2 separate regions of the Homo sapiens genome follow, and region 2 is linked to region 1. A link is an interaction called in ENCODE POLR2A ChIA-PET data of the cell type or tissue named here. Cell type or tissue: Panc1. All regions are shown on one strand.

Region 1 (2,500 bases):
GAAATGCTGTCTCTACTAAAAATACAAAAAAAAAAAAATTAGCCGGCTGTGGTGGCAGGCACCTGTAGTCCCAGCTACTCGGGAGGCTGAGGCAGAAGAATGGCGTGAACCTGGGAGGCGGAGCTTGCAGTGAGCGGAGATGGATGGCACCACTGCACTCCAGCCTGGGCAACAGAGCGAGACTCCATCTCAAAAATAAATAAATAAATAAATAAATAAATAAATAAATAAATAAATATAAAGAAGAAAATACTTATTTTGTAGCAATTAATAGCATAAGCTGTACATTAAAAATGCCCTGATTATGAATCTCAACTCCACTATTTAATGCCTCTGTTAATTTAGTCTAGTTACTTAACTTCTCTGAGCCCCATCTGTAAAAAATTGGGGATTTCTAGAGAAGACTAAAAGATAATCCACCTAAAGTATTTGGCACTCTTCCTGTAAAGTAGTAAACATTCAATAAATGCTCATCATAGCTTTTAGGCCTGTATCCCAAGATCTCTTCCTTTCCTCGCTTAGAATTACACTTTTAGGCTTTTCTCTACCACTTAACACAAAGAAGCAGAAATATATAGAATGTTAGGTTCACTAACATTTATAACTTTCTAATTTTTATGTGTTGCTCTTATCTCTAACAAGAAATCTTCATATCCTTGTAGGTAGGTTAAACTTAAAACTTACCCTTCCTATGTGACTTCAAGAGTGACCAGCACCACGCCAGTGTACCTCAATGTCATATGATTGGCCAAAATGCTACACAGCAACATAACCCAGCCATACTTTGATCAGATTGTCAATAAATGTTTTGACTACAGGTCAAAAAATCTAAGCTGGCACATGGACAGCCGCTTCACCATCAGTCATACTTCCTGTGTTGTAGCAACTCTTCCTGCAGCATAACTCTGCAGAGGATGGATGTGTCAACACAATATTTGCCTACCTGATACACGGTGAGCTAAGATAAAGCAGGAAGAAAGCCCAGTATTTCTCCTGACCATGATTTCAAATGAAGCCACGTCACTGCAAATGATGAAGGAACAGAAGCAATCTAGGATACAATCCCCAAAGTAAGTTGACTCATATTGAGCAAACAAGCCATCTGTATTTCAAGACCAAAAAAAAAAAAAATTTGAATCACAAATAGCAACAAATAACAAATAGCTTTTGCCTCATTATGTTATGATTACTGGAGGAAGTATTTTAGATAACTAACATACCTACACAATATCCATCACATGATGTTGTAAAAAGTATTATTTTATTGAACATATATTGGCATTCCATTAAATATAATTTAAGTTCAGCAAAATATTTTAGAGAATCTTTTAAGCTGAAATCTGGCCTTTATACATATGCATGAACTCATCTTTGAAGAGCAAAAGGAAGGAGAAGTTTAATAATTTCTCACTTCTGTTTTTTCTCATTTGCCAGCCCCTTCAAACTGAGAAATTGCAACATTTTTTTTTAAAAAAAGGATCTCTTTATCAACATCATGTGCTTCATTCCCTTCATGAAGGGGAACTAGTAAAGTTTGAGCTTACCACTTTACCGTCATCGCACTGCAATTATAGGGTAAAAAAAAAATGAATACTCTGGTCCAAAGAACAAGGTATTATTATGTTTAATGTTGTTATTTGGGCAATTTGTTTTTTTTCTTCAGTCCTTAATCAAACTTTAATCAAGCCAAGAGCCTAAAGCAGAGTCTTTCGAAAAGAAAAATGGCCAAATGCACATGTACAATCACCAGCGCCAGGTGAGTAACTCTTCTCTCTTGTTCAGCAGATTGTGAGCCCTGATAGTACATCAGACCTCAACTTTCTCAGTGTGCTTTGGCAGCAAAGAGAGGCAATGCAATTTTAGGCCGTGTACACAAATGCATCTGTCACAGAGTAGGGGAAGAACGCCCTGATGTTGCCCTTAGGAAACATCATCCAGCATGAAATATGGTGTGCTCTTCCAGCCCTTACAAATCAGGAAAGTTTTGATCAAAGGGGGAAGAGCTCAGAAGGGAATCACAAATGTGGATGGAGGAAGAGCAAAAGTTTTTAAAGACCGTGGCAGACATTCTGTGGCCAGACAATGACTAAGAGGTATGGGAAAGCGTTTATGAGCAGAAGGAAGCAGTAAACATGCAGGAGAAAGAGGGATCGTTTGGGGTGCACAAAAGCAGAATAACAGCAGTAATGAGATGAAATTGAGCAAAGGAAAACTTAGGCAGCACATCAAGGAAGAGTTTGCTAACAGCAAAGCCTATTAGACTGCCAAATGGCCTCTCAAGGGAAAAGGATTGAGCTCCATTGCCTGGGTCATTTAAAACAGGACTGGACAAAAGCACTCAAGGAAGCAGTGTGGTGAACAAGCCTGCCCTGGCAGGGGAGAGTCAAGATGACCTACCAGTTATAGTTCTATCCCTCTAATTTTTGTGATATATAACATCACATCATTACATTGCCTCCAAATGGGCTGCTCCTTAGGCTGCGGTTATAATGAGAGTGGA
Region 2 (2,500 bases), 400 kb before region 1:
CTATCTGGAAGAAAATAAAACAGAATCCTTATCTTGGACAATGAATAAGGAATAACTCCTCATGGATTTTAGCTTTTGTGGAAAAAGTGAGTAAAATCTTAAGAACTAGGAGATGACAGGTGTATCATATATTACAAATTCATAGTAGGGCATTGACACGGTTGTGGGGAGAGACAATATAGGTGAAAGGCAAACAGAGGAGGAAGCCAACTGACAAAAAAAAAGACATCTAAAGAGTACGTATGATATAATATCATATAGATGTACAATTGTATATGATTATATATAAATGTTAATGTAACAAAAACAATTATTTGCACATGAGTCTCTTTCATGTCATTTTCGTGCCTTTCAATTTTTGTAATCTTTAGTGATAAATGAATAATATTTGAACATTTATATAAATTACTGTGAATTACTAACATACTCATATTGCATAGAACACATAGTATAGAGAAAGATGCTTTTAGATACCAAGTTCTTAACTTTTTCAACATGTCCACAAGTTGTTCAGTATTATTAGATGTTCATTCAAACTCTCACTTGCCTGGAGTATCTCTGATCCCTATTTTATCATCCCTCATCTGTTCTGTGCTGACAGCTCTCCAGTTGAATTTTTCTTCTCCTTGCAGTCAAATTTTAACAATCTAGTTATCTTTTTCTCTCTTTATTATTCATCTGTCTTAAACCAAATGAGAGTTTCTTTTTTTTTTCCGGTGGGACTTACTCTCCACACTTTTTAAAAATGAAAGTAAATTTCTTTATTACAGAACTGAATTGAATTCAAATCAAAAAAGGTCTGAACCTCATTTAAAAGATGGTTTTGTAACTGAAGAATTGAAAGGATTTCTTTATGAACTAGCATCATCTTAAGACAAAGGATAAGGACCCTGAAGACAGCATTATAGTGAATCCCAGAGGTGCTCTCCAAAATGGTGCTAATACAGCCAAGAATACAGGTATGAGGAAGGATGTGGAAGGGTACCTTACAGGAGAAAGCACCACTTATCCACCAAGATGGCAGAGGCCTTCTTTTCTGACCCGTGGTACAAAAAGAAAACATTATAAGGAGAGACAATAGGCAAAAAAGAGCACACGAGAAGAAACATAGAATGAAAGAAAAGAGAGGGTCAAAGAGAAGAAAAATAAGATCACATGAAGGTGATAATACAATTTTATATAGAACACGGCAATTTGCAATCCACAAGCTGATCTAATATTTAATGTTTAAGAAATCCAGGCTGTGTAAATAAATTTTGGAAATGAGAACTCTCCAAGAGCAGACTCAAGGTGATCTGGGCTGGATCTTACTCCTTCCATGTCTCAGGTGGCCCCAGGAGGACAACATTGTCAAATAAAGTTTAGCCTAAAGCTGACTCCTTACTTATTTTAAGTTCAGCCTAAAGATTTATCTGTACATCATGAACTATAGCCTAAACGGAAGTATAAACAGGCTACAATCTACTCTTGTGCCAATCACTGAGTTTTGGCCAATCGATTGCGGTCAACAGTTCAAATCATGTTTGAATAAGACAAATGCCGAGCTGTTACCAATCTGGCTGTTTCTGTACCTCACTTCTGTTTTGTGTATGTCACTTTATTTTTTCTGTCCATAAATCCTCTTCCACCACGCAGCTGCGCTGCAGTCTCTGAGCCTACTCTGGCTCTGGAGGCGGCCCGATAGGCGAATTGTTCTTTGCTCAATTAAATTCTTAAATGTAATACGGCTGAAGTTTTTCCTTTAACAGTATACAACTGTGAAGTGGTTTTATCAGGCATCATAGGTGGAGAAATAGTAGACCAGAAGTGCAAGAGGCATATGCAACACCATTCCCTGCTGTACCAGTATTATCCAGTGACACCTTATCTGGTTATTAACCAAAGCTGCTTTGGCATAATTCCAGTGGCTGAAGTGAGAGGAAGCGAGGATATGGCTGACATTCTCCAAGAAGCAGTGACTTCAGAAGATGACTGGCATCTTGAACTTCAGGAAAATGCTTGGCCTTTTTAACTCTGAAAGTCTGTTTGAAACTCAGAAGAAGAAAATTAGGTGAATACAAAACTGCTGCCAAACTTAGAAACTTGGTTAAATATCCTGCAGAAAATATCATGGGCTTTTCAGAGTCCAGTTAAATATCTACAGATTATATTTCCAGTTTCATACCTGGGGCATTAACTCTATTCATTTTACTAGCTTTAGTGAATTTTACTTCTGGAGCATAACATTGCATTGAAAATGTGTCCTCTAACCTATGATATTTATGTATCGTTTAATATGAAATTTATGAGGTTCCATTTCTGATTTCCAAATGGATGCAAATTAGAACACAGGATATTTACATTCTTTCATTTCTAACCCACATACATAAAGTTTGACTTTAAAATGCCACTGTTCGTGTCTGTTTCATAGAAGCTCTAGGTATTTATACGTCCATTGTGTCTCTGGCACACTCTGAATTCCAGTTTTTAATCTAATATTGGGCAGGAATTGGCTATAAAA

Evidence for each region. Peaks named below come from ENCODE experiments on the same cell type or tissue, not always from the same donor. Only the 100,000 strongest peaks of a DNase experiment are listed, where the experiment ranks them.
Region 2: POLR2A ChIA-PET joins it to region 1 with 8 read pairs; 2 of 35 experiments call an interaction of 5 or more read pairs at or near these places.

The regions. Positions count from the first base shown.
Region 1 is chr4:129,326,815-129,329,314 of GRCh38, reverse strand. No RefSeq gene overlaps it. Among named protein-coding and RNA genes, the nearest start is that of C4orf33, 230 kb to the right of the region's middle. In Panc1, no CTCF peak of the experiment used is centred here; a DNase peak (open chromatin) is centred at 1,002.
Region 2 is chr4:129,724,060-129,726,559 of GRCh38, reverse strand. LINC02466 (long intergenic non-protein coding RNA 2466) reads left to right here. Exons shown (of 5, transcript NR_110753.1): 5 at 771-2,389. Among named protein-coding and RNA genes, the nearest start is that of LINC02466, 46 kb to the left of the region's middle. In Panc1, no CTCF peak of the experiment used is centred here; no DNase peak of the experiment used is centred here.